Regions from separate parts of the Homo sapiens genome. Here region 2 is linked to region 1. A link is a contact called in ENCODE POLR2A ChIA-PET data. All regions are on one chromosome and are shown on one strand. Each heading gives the region's core, a stretch centred on a gene start or an enhancer-like site at or near the end of the contact. The rest is flanking DNA. Distances are from core to core; before and after follow the strand shown.

Evidence for each region. ChIA-PET counts read pairs that join two places held with the same protein, here RNA polymerase II (POLR2A).
Region 2: POLR2A ChIA-PET joins it to region 1 with 10 read pairs in A673. The contact joins two enhancer-like sites. POLR2A ChIA-PET finds 5 or more read pairs at or near these places in 4 of 52 experiments (A673, H1 and activated T-cell).

The regions. Positions count from the first base shown.
Region 1 is chr11:46,999,683-47,006,626 of GRCh38, reverse strand. All of the region lies in intron 2 of CSTPP1 (centriolar satellite-associated tubulin polyglutamylase complex regulator 1), which reads right to left. LOC124902670 (a long non-coding RNA gene) reads right to left here. Exons shown (of 2, transcript XR_007062665.1): 1 at 1-6,944. Among named protein-coding and RNA genes, the nearest start is that of CSTPP1, 66 kb to the right of the region's middle. RefSeq lists a silencer at 1,748-1,827. Within about 2 kb of position 3,311, at least 14 of the 41 ENCODE cell types and tissues checked have a DNase peak (open chromatin) inside an H3K27ac peak, as active enhancers do.
Region 2 is chr11:46,691,399-46,698,818 of GRCh38, reverse strand. It overlaps ARHGAP1 (Rho GTPase activating protein 1), which reads left to right. Exons shown (of 13, transcript NM_004308.5): 2 at 2,663-2,844; 3 at 3,064-3,159. The coding sequence starts at 2,712. Among named protein-coding and RNA genes, the nearest start is that of ARHGAP1, 5.5 kb to the left of the region's middle. RefSeq lists an enhancer at 3,913-4,412. Within about 2 kb of position 2,463, at least 8 of the 41 ENCODE cell types and tissues checked have a DNase peak (open chromatin) inside an H3K27ac peak, as active enhancers do.

The DNA.
Region 1 (6,944 bases), core at 2,062-4,561:
GGTGACAGACAGAGATCCTGCCTCAAAAAAAAAAAAGAGACAGAGACAGAGAGAGAGTAGAACAGAAGTAAATTTGAAGAGCTAATTATTGAGAGTTTTCCAGGACTGATAAATGATATCAAGCTATAGGTTCAAGAAGCACTAAGAACACCGAATAGTTTAAATATAAAGAAAAGCAAAACTAGACACATTACACTAAAACTATCAAAAACCAAAGACCAAGTAGAAATATCCAAAAACCATCCAGAGATTTAAAAAAAGATTATTTTCAAAGAAGCAAGAATAAAACTGAGAGCAACTTCTCAACAAAGTCAGTAGAAACCAAAAGATAATGGAATGGTAAAACAGCTGCCAACCTAGAATTTATCTCAGGAAAAAAACTGCCCTTCAAAAATGAGGTGAAAATGTAAATAAGACGTATAGATTAGTTAATAGTTTTGAATTAATGTTAAGTTCTTGATTTTGGCAGTTATATTATGGATACAGGAAATGTTAACATTAGTAGAAGCTGTATGAAATGGATGTGGGAACTCCATATATAGATTTTTTTAAACTTTATGTAAGTCCAAAATTATTCACACACATTCTAAAAAGGTAAAATGAAAACAATTTCAGAATGGAAGCTCCATAAGAGTTGAAATTTCTGGTCTGTTTTTTTCACTGCTATATCCCTAGTATCTAGAACGCTAAGACGTAGGCACTCAATAAATATATATTGAATGAATGAGTGAACAACAGTAGTAGCAGTAGCTACTAATTAATTCAACACTTATTGTATCTTAAGTGAAATGCCAAGCACTTTACTTTCATTAACTCATTTAATCATTCCAACAATTATGTAACATGGAATTTTATATTTTATATATGAGTCTCCCTATTTTATAGATGAGGTAAGCAATCTGCCCAAGATCTCATACCAGAAAGTGGCAGGCCCTCTAACATAGACCTATCTGATTCCAAAGTCCATGTTCTTAACCACTATGTTATGGTGCTTTCATGTTGCAAAATATGTCTCCTTTCTGTTTTGTTTATCCAAACTCTACCTTCCTTTCCAAAATTAAGACAAACTCCTCTATAAGACTCAACTAATTTTACTTAACTAATAGCCATTATTTTTCCTTACTCTCAATTCTCAGTGTACTGGGCCATATAACTTAATGCCATTATATAAGGTCTTGTATTGCTCTGTAATTGTTCGTTATTCAATGAGTTTTACCTCTTTAACCAGATTACATCTTACAGGGAAGTGACCATATCTTATATTCCTATTAATATAGAGCACATTTGAAGCTCTATAACAATACTTAATATTTTTGTAAAGGGATGAAGAAAAACATTTCCATGCAAGAAACAGTGTTTTTGAATGCTTTAGTGATCAGGCTTACATGGTCTAAGATTCTAAACATAAAATTTGACTCAGAAAAACAAAAAAACCACTATCTTAAAAAGTTTTTACATCAATTTTCTGTAGTATCTCTTTTTCCTTATGACATTTTAGGGGATGTTCAGGGTAATTTGGACATAGCAGTACAAGTTCTCCTGGTTAAACCTTCTTGAGAGGGTATATAGATTGCATAGAAGGTAAAGTATGAGAGTGTGCAGATGAACAATTATCCCCACACATGTAAGCTGCAGTTTGTCTGGTGTAAATATACTCTCCCTGCCTGGAACTGCCTGTGTAATGTTCTCTCTTTGGGCTCTGTGGTTTCTCAATACATTCCAACTGTTCAGAGGCTGGAGCTTGGCTCTGCAAGCATAGATAAACAGCTTCCTGGAGCAGGCTGCCAGCATGAGGAGCAATGACCTCAGCAGAGAAAGTCTGCTTTTCATTACCCTGAGCCCATCACTGTACTGCTAGAGCTAAGAGTGGGAACAACACAAGTTGGATAGAGTTGACTGACTCAAGTCTCCCACTACACCTTGAGTTTTAAAATTCTGTATCTAGAGGAAAGGGGGTAAAGACAGGAAGTGAGAAAATGGCATATGCAAAGAAAACAAAGATAGAAAAGCTTTCTTAGGCTATTCTGTGAATGAACTAAATGATGAGTGAAGTGGTTAAGAGTCATGCAGGCAATCATTGAATGTTTTAGTCTCCAAAAACGTACACAAAATACAGGGCAAGAAAGAAGTGTTATAGAAAGTAAGAGAGGCCAGGTACAGTGGCGCACACCTGTAATTCTAGCATTTTGGGAGGCTGAGGCAGGAGCATAACATGAGCCCAGGAGTTCAAGACCAGTTTGAGCAATAAAATGAGACCCGTCTCTATAAAAAAGAAAAAAAAAAGTTAGCTGGGTATGGTGGCACGCACCTGTGGTCATGGCTACATGGGAAGCTGAGGCAGGAGGATTGCTTGAGCCCAGGTTAAGGCTGCAATGAGCCATGTTTGTGCTACAACTCCAGCCTGGGTGACAGAGTGAGACACTATCTCAAAAAAAAAAAACAAAAACAAAAAAACAAAAACAAAAACAAACCAGTAACAACAACAACAACAAAAAACAAAAGAGAGACTAAAAAGTCCTCAAGATCTTCAACTCTGATGCCATTTAAAGAGAGAGAAAAGGAAGACTATCCAGATCCACAGAGATACAAAAATCCCAGAAAAGTGGAGCTTAAGGAGAACAACACACAATGAAGATGAATTATATATAGCCAGACATCTTGCATGTGTAATTTCATGTGATTTGCATAACAACCCTAGAAGATAGGTATTATCATCCCTAGCAATAATCTAGACCTAGAAAATTACAATACAATGACATCAACAAAGACATTTGTTGTTGATATTATTTAATGACAAAGGGATGATTTCAAGTCTGCTTCTACGGCCACCCAGGAAACAATGCTTTTCCCAAACATCTCTCATTGTAGTATTATCTATTGTTGCAGCCCCAGAACTCAGCAATACTAGAACTGTGACCTAGAAGAAATGTACACATTTGTGCCACTTTCTGATAAGACAGTTTCTGCAGTGCTGGTAGCATTGCATCTGATAGTTGAAGAAGGGAATCACAATTATGTCCTCAGACAAGAAATTGGTTAGATATGACCCCTCCTGAAGGATCCTGAGAGACAATTTGTTTTTTGGAGAAGTCACTGACTATAATGATGCACCTGCAAGGGGGCCGGGAGCTGAGAGACAGACAAACATCTTAGCAAATTCTAAAAGCAGAGTGAAGCTTCATTTGACTTTCATTTCACTTTTCTCAGGGAAGAAGAACCTTTGTGTTACTGCCAAAATCCTAACTGTCCTTCCTTCCTCTCTGTCCCCTCCACCCCCACGCCAGCTCATTAAAGATCTTCTGGTTAAAGGTGCCAAATTGTGTCATTCTTTCCTACTCCAGTGCCAAGCCTGTGCCAATGGCACCACAGATTGATCTGCTAGAGTTCTGAGCAAATTATGGAAGAAATTAAAAGCACTGAAAATTTTAAATTGTTCTGTTGCTGGTGAAGTAAAGCTTTTTAAACTTCTTATTCTTCTTGTAGAGACAGGGGTCTCATTGTGTTGCCCAGGATGGCCTCAAACTCCTGGCCTCAAGTGATTTTCCCACCTTGGCTTCCCAAAGTGCTGGGATTATAGGTGTGAGCCTATAATCTGGCCTAGTTTCTTAACTTTTGATGACTGACTTTACATTGCTAATGGCATAACACTTGTTAATTAAGACTCGTGTGAGTGTACTTGATTGCCAGACAAGTATTCAGGGAATTATCAGAGTGGTGGTGTGAAGGAATATCAGGGCTTGGACCAAATAAAGATCCTTCATATTATTTATAGATTGAAATAAATCAAGTTATTTATCTAAGGGGAGATATTTTAATGTAAAAAATCAGACCTAAATTTTATACTAGCTAGCTGCAAAAGCAGCTCCCATGAAAACAGAAATAGTATCATTGGGGCTTGAGAACACTTCAGCCAAGGATGGTGTTTCTTCATTTCCTCTTATTGAATGGTTTTATAACAGATAAGTTTCTCTTAACTTGTAGAAGGCAGGGGGTGGGGTGGGGGGAACAAGGTCTTTCCTGACAGGGAGAATCTGGGCCCAATTATTACTTCTGTAACCTTTGACTCTGACTTCTAAACGAGTCAAGGGACCAGTGGGCTGTGAAATAGCTTCCTCCATTACCAGGTCAAGTGCTGCTGGATAGTTTCCTGTAACCATAATACAAAGGGACTGAAGAAGTGAGATGGATTCTACAAAAACAGGCAACTTCTTGCATCCTCAATGACCCTGGATTTTTAAGTTTCAAAACAGATTTTGACTCTTAACTCACCACCATGGCTCCCTGTAGTCTTTTTGCTATAGCATACCTCTAGTAATACAGAAAAGAGCCAGAAAGAATCCTCTATAGATTTGGTTCTATGATGGTCTAACAGAGGTGCCTGGCCTAGTAACAGTGGGGATAGGGTTGCTTTAACTGAAGGCAAATCTCTTCCTGACAATTATCTGAGTCTGTGGGAAACCAGATGCTGACAATGAGAAACGGGTAATTTTCTGTTACAATGTTTAACAGCTAAGAACTGAACTATGGAAAAAAGTCAGGGGAGGGGGTGGGTAAAGGGGGAAGCATTACCCCTTTTGAAGAAGTCTATAATAGGATTAGTCACCATTACTTTACCACACCACATTTTGGCTCAATTTAACGTAAATAAGTAGAGAAAACATGAGCAGAAATGGCCCAAAGAAGTCTCAAGTCCATCTCTCATTCAGAGCTACAAGCTGGAAATCAGCGAAGTCTTGGTTTGTTCTGATGTGCTTCTTGTTGCCTCACACCTGCTCCTCTGTTACCATGGACACAAGAAGAACCCCAAACAACATTATTTAAACTCTAGATGGTGAATGATCCTTAAAAAATCTGTCACCTTTAGAATGAATGTTTATGCCCTGATTGTTATAGATTATGTAGGAAAGAAGTGGGTCATCTTTTCATAGGGCTTAAAGCACCTGTCTGAAAAAAAAAATAACAAGAAATGATACATATTTTATAATCATGGATTGTTTTCATTAGAGTTACGTTTTAAGTTATTTAGGAATATGCACTATTACCTATGTAACAAACCTGCACGTTCTACACATGTATCCCAGAACTTAAAGTAAAAGAAAAGAAAAAAGAAAAAAAAAACGGGTATGCACTATTGGAATCTCTTTTTTTCTCCAAGGATGAATTAATGAAGTTCATATTTTATGGATTTATTTGAATCAAAATTAATTCTGATGATTAACATGTATCAAAATGAAATTATTAATGCTCCTTTTCTAAAAACTGACAAAGATTTCCATCTCCATATTTATACTATGTAGTGTAGAACACAAATACTTTTGATGATGAATTATTTTATTTACTTTCACTGGTTAAATAGGAGCAGAGCATGAGGGAGGCCAGTTACCCATGAGGGGGTCCTAAGAACACTGCCTAGTAAGGGTACTCCATTCTCAGTAGCAACAAATAAAATCAATCAAATGATCATTTTTGGACACAGGAAGCTTACTTAGATAATCAAGGTGGACAAAGAAAAGGTGCATCACCCTCTGAGCTAAGTTATTGGCTCTCTGATGGGATGAGCTCTCAATCGTCATCTCTTCCAAGAGGACTTCCCTGTCCATACTATATATTACCTTACTCTGGCTGTTTTCTTGTTATTTGTCTTGTTACAGTTACCAGCTATGTAACCATGAGAATGTTACTTTTATAGCCTGAATTTCCTTATGAGTAAAATGAGGATAATACTAATACCCTGTTTATATAGAACTGTGAAGATTAAATAAAATAATGGATATTATATGCTTAGAACAGTGCCTAGCACACAGTGCTTATTAACTATTAGCTATTCTCATCCCCATCAGTTTGCTTGTTTATTGATTATTACCCTCATTAAAACACTAGGTTCATAAAGATAGGTACCTTATTTGTCTTGCTCACTGCTCTATTCCCATTGCATAGTACACACAGGCACAGAGTAGGTGCCCAAAAGTAATTTGTGAATGAATAATTCACAAATGAATGCTGCATATTCTCACGTATCCTTAAAATAAACCAAAGGTAGTCTGTGTACTTCTTTCCCTTGCAACCAAAACAGTCATCATAAAAACTTCACCAAAAAACTAAAATCATCCTTTAAAAAACGAAAACAAGACACTTGATCATAAAAGCGAGCTCTCCTGGGCCCACCAACCAAGACCACAGAATATTATTCTTTTCTATATTAGTATGTGGAAGTCAAGCTCCCTGATGCCATAGTGTTGGAACTATCAATTTAGCCTGTGAAGAATGGTTCCCAATTCTGATACAAATTCTCAGATTTCATCCTGTTTTTCTCTCATCATTATTTTCCAATGTCTCAAAAAGCCACATTTCTCATTTTATCTTTACCACAAGAATCTGGTCACACTCTGCTGTGGTTTCTAAGTTAGAGCTACTCTCGCCCATTTTCTTGGATGTATTTCTTCAGAGGTCCTGACCCAGTGCTGACATTTGGCCTATTCTTAGAGTAGCACCTCTAAATATTAATTTCTTTTACCTTCCACTGGTTGAAGGACAACATTCAGAGGTAGAGGTTACATACAACATAAAAGAAAATCCTCTGGGATTTAGTATCCGTCTTTCAAGAGTGTCCAGAGGAATATGATCTACAGAGCTCATGGTCTTGCAGACATACACAAAGTACTGTTCAGCCACTTGTGTTTTACAGTTTATCCAGATTTGCTGGAACAGTCATGGACTTGTTTGAAAACACCAACAACCAAGGAGTGACAGACAGCATAGGTGAGAGGGCAAGCAGACCCAGAGAAGAAAATCAGAAGAGAAGCCTTCCAAATACAATTTCAAGGAGTACTTTTATCACTGTTTAAAGGTAAATCACCCACGGCTAAATATATGAAAGTCTCAAGATGTGAACTCGAAACTGTAAGATGGAAGGATACCGTTAACATATTTTTGAAAATCATGCT
Region 2 (7,420 bases), core at 1,214-3,713, 310 kb after region 1:
ACTGGGAGATGGGAACCACTGGGCTTAGTTATGCTGGGAAAGGAGGTTATGTGGGGGCGTTGAGGGAGGTCATGTCTGGAAGAACTGACAGCATAGAAGAGCAGTCACTGGAAAAGAGGTGAAGTTCAAGTTCAGCTCCCTTTTAGATGGTGTCCTTCTCCCTCCTTCACATCCACCCCAGCTCCCAGCTGCTCCTTTTTTTTTTTTTTTTGAAACAGAGTTTTGCTCTTTTGCCCAGGCTGGAGTGAAGTAGCTTGATCTCAGCTCACTGCAACCTCCACCCCCTGGGTTCAAGTGATTCTCCTGCCTCAGCCACCTGAGTAGCTGGGATTACAGGCACCCACCACCATGCCTGGCTATTTTTTTTTTTTGTACTTTTAGTAGAGATGGGGTTTCACCATGTTGGCAAGGCTGGTCTTGAACTCCTGACCTCTGGTGACCCACCCACCTTGGGCTCCCAAAGTGCTAGGATTACAGGCATGAGCCACCGTGCCCGGCCCCGGCTGCTCCTTCTAATCCTGTTGTTCACTGCAGCACAAAGTATTTCTGAACACTGGAGAATTATATTTCTGGGAGGCGCCATTGCCTCTACAGAGGAGGAAATTTAGGCCCAAGTAGGAAAAGGACTTGCTCAGCATCTTTGCAGCTCACTGGCTTAGGCAGGATGATAATCCAGCTCTCCATACTACCTCATCATTTCATGGCATCAGCACCTACTTTGTGCAGAAAGATGTCTCTGGGATAGCTGTAGGTGGGGCTGAAGGAGCCCCTGGTCCCTGGGCAGTGACAGGCTGAATAGAAAGGGTAGAGAGAAGGCTCTGGCCTGGAGGGGGTTGCTTTGAGCTGGATTCTGTCTTTATTACCCAGCTGGAGGTCGCTATGGGGAGCAGCTCCCACAGCCTCCTGGCTGGATGGCAGGAAGCACATGTAGATATTGAAGGGTTGAAGGGTTGAAGGGTTGAAGGCTGAAGGGGAGTGAGGGAGCTGGGCTTTGGCATCACTCAGAGAAATGCATTCCTGACCGTGAGGGATCATTCTTCTCTGTGTTCTTGGGAAGGGATTATATTTTGGTGGTAACCAGGGGTAGTGGATGAGGACAGGGGACAGGGAGAGGAAGAAGAGGGTTTTTTTGGGCTGTTTTCGCTGGTTGGCTTTGGCTTGGGAGCATGAAACAGCGTTACCACTCAATCCGTGTGGTTGCCCTGGTGATAGGGTGGCTGTTGCTAGGCACAGGGAGAGGGCTCACCATCCAGGGCCCTTGGCTGTGATGTGATGTGTGCAGGAGGTTGTCAAGTGGCCTCAGAGCCCAGAGTCTGTGGCTCTGGGATGGCAGCTCTCCCCCTCTTCTTCCTGCCCACCCCCAGGGCTTGTCTGCTCTCCTTATCTGCCCTGCTGATTCTCTGACCATATATGTCAGTTTTGGGGCTCCAGGAATGCAGCTGGACATGGAGCAGCCTCTTCCCTGGGGTTAGACTGAATAGGTTGAACTAAAAACTGCCCTCCCTCATGTGGGGAGCTTGTGGCAGGAGGGGGAGTTGCTGCCCATTAGGGCTGAGGGCAGAGGTGCCTACCCCCAGGCTGCATGCGGCTGCAGCCTTCTGGCCAGATTCCAGACCTACAGAAACCCAGCTTGGTGGTCGAGTCTGCCTTGTGCCTGCCGGAGCTGCTGTTCTGCTGGTGACCTCCTCATCTCAGCACCCCAGACATCACGAGCATCCCCCTTTCCCATCTGCGCCCTCCAATCCTTAGGGCCGTCAACCTTTCCACCTTGAAACTGGTGTCAGGAGCACCCTGCAGAGTAAGAGTGGGCTTGGACGCCCCTAGGAGCCTGCAGACTGTCTGCAATGACTGGCAGGCGATTCCACATCCCCTGCTGCTAGTTCCTGTCCTGGAGCAAGCCCAGCTGGGCCCCTCAGCCATAGCTTTTATTTTTTTATTTTTATTTTTTTGGGATGGAGTCTTGCCCTGTCGCCTAGGCTGGAAGTGCAATGGCACAATCTCGGCTCACTGCAACCTCCGCCTCCTGGGTTCAAGTGATTCTCCTGCCTCAGCTTCCTGAGTAGCTGGGATTACAGATGCCTGCCACCACGCCCAGCTAGTTTTTGTATTTTTAGTAGAGATGGGGTTTCACCATGCTGGCCAGGCTAGTCTTGAACTCCTGACCTCAGGTGATCCGCCTGCCTCGGCCTCCCAAAGTGCTGGGATTACAGGCGTGAGCCACGGTGCCCAGCATGTTCCTTAGATTCTTACAACATTTCTACCCCTGTAACTGCTAGAGCCTGGGAGGCTTCTGTGTCCAGGTCTCCTGAGGCGAGGGGCGTGGACCTCTGCCCTCTACAGCTGGGACTGCATCACTGAGCCAGCTGGGTGGCGGGCGGCACAGGACCTGGCACAGCTCTTCCCTCCCCAGCTGCAGGGCCTGGAGGGAGGCGCTGAGCTGTGCCATCCTCTGCCCCAGCTGCCTTTTCTGGCAACACGCCTGAGCCACGGAGCCAGGAGAACCCAGAGCTACGTGGAGCTCTTGGCGGGGATGAGGAGTGTTGAGGAATAGGGACAGGGAGCCTGGGAGAGGGAATGGTGGGGGCAGGAGGGCACGCGGTGGAGGTCGCAGAAGGTGAAAAGAGCAGGTCACTGACCTGCCACCTGTCTTCCTCTCTCCCAGGTTTCTCTTAAGGTTCTGCAGGGCAAGGCTGTCTGGGACAGGCTTGGCCATGGATCCGCTCTCAGAGCTGCAGGATGATCTGACCTTGGATGACACCAGCGAGGCTCTGAACCAGCTGAAGCTGGCCTCCATCGATGAGAAGAACTGGCCCTCGGATGAAATGCCTGACTTCCCCAAGTCAGGTGGGCTTGTGTCTGGTCTCAGGCAGCTACAGGCGCTTTAGAGGGGGAAGCACTCCTTCTGCTGAAGGGAGACGCCAGGAGGGCAGGATGGGGCAGACCAGTCCCAGGTTTGGGCTGGGAGCATGGGCCTTACTGGGGGAAGGGCCAGACAGCATGCCTGTGGGGCAGAGCATGGTGCCAGCCCCCTGGCTTGTCCCCTGACCCTGCTGTGTTCCTCAGATGACTCCAAAAGCAGCTCCCCGGAACTTGTCACACACCTGAAGTGGGATGACCCATACTATGACATCGCCCGGCACCAGATCGTGGAGGTGGCAGGTAAGCACACCCAACACTATTTTCCTAACCCTCAGAGCTCCTGGCCTCAGGAAGTCAGCCCTTCACACCACAGGGGAAGGGCCTCTCTGCAGTCTGACCGCTGGCCCTGGTGCTCCTGGCATGTGGGGAGCCATGTGGCCTAGTGGCTTTGAAGTCAGAAAGCCCTGGGTTTGATCTCCAGCTCTGCTCTTTGAACTCTAATTTCTTCCTTGTGGGTTACAATAATGAATGCATGTCAGGGCCTAGCCCAGAGCCAGAACACAGTTGGCCTTGAATAAGTAGCCTTCCCTTCCCCTCGTTCTATTGCCCTCCTACCCCTCCACCCTAATGTTGGCTTTTCCACCCTATCAGTTACTGGGGAGGATGAGGAGTGCCAGTCCTTCCTGGGAAATTGTAGCCCTAGGGAAGTCTGGAATGGGCAGAGCCTCTTTCCAAAAATGGGGAGGGGGCACATGGCTCCCTGGAGCACCAGATTCCTGGCAGATATGCTGCCCTGCTGAGAGTGGGTACAGAGCCCCGCTTAGGTCTCTGTCTCAGGGAGCTCCCTCCCTCCTGTTCATAAGGGGGGACCCAGAAGAAACCAGGAGCCAGGGAGTCAGGCTGATGAGGTGGTTGCTGCCCTTAGGGCCCCACTTTAGAAGGAGCAGCTGGAATCTAGGATCCTTTATCTTTTCCCTAACATTTGTCCATCCTTGCTGGTGAGGCCAGGCATTCATAAGCAGGGTGGCAGCATGGCCCTGCTCTGAGGCATTGGCGTGGGCAAGGAGAACCTGGCAGACACCGGCCCTGGAAGAAGCCTGTCTGGCTATGGGGGTGCTGGGCTTGGAAAGGGAGGGGGCAGTTGAGAGGATTGCCCCGAACGTCAAAGGTGTTTCCATGGCGTTTGTATTCTTGGCGCCTGCCCTGATCTGGGTTGAGGGCCTTGGCTCTGGCCTCATTCACCCCCTGCAGAAGCAAAGCTGAGAGTTTTTTCCCCAGTCTGGTCCTGAATTGGGCACGGGAAAGTCACCTTGAAGGTTCTGAACTTGACTGGAGTCTGGGGGGTACCTGATGTGAAGGAGTCTCTGTCCTGACATCATCCTGGCCTGTTTGGTCAAGGCAGAGCTGGGGGAGCCTGCCCCTCCCCACCTCCGTGGGTGACACCTCCTTCCCCACAACCCCCGCACAGAGCTGCAATTTGTTTCTATTTCCCTAGACTACGATGAGCCTGAGGGGGCCCAGCCAGGTAGGTGTCCGTCCTGGCTCGCTGTGCTTGTCCTCTTTGGACTGCAACCTCTGGGGCTGTGGATCAGGAAGGGCTCTCGGTGGAGGCCAGATGGGGCTAGCTTAATTGCAGTCTCACCCTGGGGAGCTGGGAGTTGGTGGTGCCTGGGAGTCGGAAATAGCAGAAGATTTATGGGAGGTAGGATGGGGGTGGGGGAGGCTGTGTGGGGACACACCCAGGCCCCAAAGGGAAAGGAGCTTGCGGGAGGGTCTGGCCTTGGGCAATGGCCTCTGAGTGGTGGCTCAGGGACCTTCTGGGTGATGGTGTCCCCATGGATGTGCCTCCCTGATTGCTGAGAGGAGGCTGGATTGGCATCACCAGGCACTCATTTGGTGAGACCGTGGAGATGTCCGGGAGAAGCCCTTGTAGGAAGGGAGGGTGGGTTATAGCCTCAGCTCTCCCTGCCGGGAATAGTTGTCATGCCCCAGGGTCAGATTTGGCTCAGTCCCAGTGGGTTCTTTCCAGTGGTGTGCTGGTAAATGGCTCTCTGGAGAGGGGGAAAAAGGCCATGATTTGTAGCATTTGCAGTTTCTGCCTCCCAGCTCTCTAGCTACCAACATGATGTCAACTGGCTTGCAAAATTCCTGACAGTTGAACAGCTTAACAAATGTGTGAGCTGGCTGTAGCACATGACTGGCTCCATCAGCCCAGCCCTACCTCCCAGGTCCCAGGCCTGCTGGTCCGGTTGTGGGTGGGGCTGGTTTGAGGGGGCCCAGAATGCCTGGGGAGACCTGTTGGTGATTAACTCCAGGGCCACCCTGGAGTTAGGACCAGCCTGGGCAACATAGTGAAACCCTGTCTCTACAAAAATAATAACAATAAATTAGCCAGGTGTGGTAGCCTGTGCCTGTAGTCCTAGCTACTTGGGAGGCTGAGGTGGGAGGATCCTTTCAGTCCAGGAGTTGGAGGCTGCAGTGAGCTATGATTGAACCACTGCACTCCAGCCTGGGTGATAGAGCAAGATCCTGGCTCAAAGAAAAAAAAAAAAGATTACAGTCTAGTGAAGTGGTTCTTAAAACTGGTCACAGTCCACTTTGCAACTATGAAAGGTATCCCCAGGATAGGGGGGATCTCTTTGACTGAAAAAAAAAAAAAGTGCAGCCAGGTGCGGTGGCTCACACCTAGTAATCCCAGCACTTTGGGAAGCCAAGGCTGGTGGATCACGAGGTCAGGAGTTCGAGACCAGCCTGATGAACACGGAGAAACCCCGTCTCTACTAAAAATACAAAATTAGCTGGGGTTAAGGCCAGGCGCGGTGGCTCATCCCTATAATCCCAGCATTTTGGGAGGCCGAGGCGGGCGGATCATGAGGTCAGGAGATCGAGACCATCCTGGCTAACACAGTGAAACCCCGTCTCTACTAAAAATACAAAAAATTTTCTGGGCGTGGTGGCGGGCGCCTGTAGTCCCAGCTACTCAGGAGCCTGAGGCAGGAGAATAGCGTGAACCCGGGAGGCGGAGCTTGCAGTGAGCGGAGATCGTGCCACTGCACTCCAGCCTGGGCAACAGAGCGAGACGCCGTCTCAAAAAAAAAAAAAAAATTAGCTGGGTGTGGTGGTGCATGCCTGTAATCCCAGCTACTCAGGAGGCTGAGGCAGGAGAATCGTTTGAACCCAGGAGGTAGAGGTTGCAGTGAGCTGAGATCACGCCACTTCACTTCAGCCTGAGCGACAGAGCGAGACTGTCTCAAAAAAAAAAAGTGCACATGCTTGTAATATTTGTCATATAACATCATGGAGGTGCTGTGTCTGCTGAGCACATTGGTGGAGCCCTGGTTCAGAACCCAAAGCTTCCCACTTACAAAGTGCTGTGGCCAGCTGAGAGGAGACACCACAGGCCTCCAGCCCTCCCCCCAACAGCTTCCCTAACCAGTTGCTACCTCTTATATTTTAGACCCAGGGGCCTCACAGACTTTCTGCCCTGGCTGAATCCTCAAATCTGCCAGCCAATGAGGCCTGCCTTGCTGCTGGTGCAGATGTGAGGTGCGGGGACTCATGGGCTGGAAGGAAAGATCCTTTTGGTAGCCCCCATTGTCCTCGAGCATTTCCCCCAAATCCTGGTTATTTCCTCGCTTAGAAGGAGGTAGGCAGATGAGGCCCCCTCTTCCCAGGCTGGTGGTAGGCATCTCTGGGGTTTCTGAAGCTCCAGACTAGTGAGACTGGGCTTGCCAGTCTAACCCTTTGTCCCTGGCCCCTGCCAGTCTGCTTTTCCTTCCACTGTCAGAGCCAGTGGGAAGTGAATCAGAGCAGGCACATAGCCCCAGAGCCACCCCCAGCTGGCCTCCGGGATCTCAGCACCTCAGGATCTAGGCTAGGGTACGAAAGAGAGCAGGTACCACCTGGTCCTTCAAAACAGACCTGCCGGGATGGAGCTGCACCTCCTCTGCAGACAAGCTGGTAGAGGATTCTCTACTTGCAAATCTGGAGACGTTCTGTCCTGAGCTTTGGGAAACTCACTATCTGAAGCAGTCTGACCCATAACCAAAGCATAATCAAGAACAAACACAGAGGCCAGGTGCTGTGGCTCATGCCTATAATCCCAATACTTTGGGAGGCTGAGGCGTGCAGATCATCTGAGGTCAGGAGTTGGAGACCAGCCTGGCTAACATGGTGAAACCCTGTCTCTACTAAAATACAAAAATTAAGGCTGGGCATGGTGGCTCACACCTGTAATCATAGCATTTTGGGAGGCTGAGGCGAGCAGATCACCTGAGGTCGGGAGTTTGAGACCAGCCTGACAAACATGGTGAAACCCCGTCTCTACTAAAAATACAAAAATTAGCTGGGTGTGGTGGGACATGCCTGTAGTCCTAGCTACTCAGGATGCTGGGGCAGGAGAATCACTTGAACCCGGGACGCAAAGGTTGCAGTGAGCCGAGATCGCGCCATTGCACTCCAGCCTGGGTAACGAGCAAAACTCCATCTCAAAAAAAAAAAAAAAAAAATTAGCCTGGTGTGCTGGCACCTGCCTGTAGTCCCTGCTACTTGGGAGGCTGAG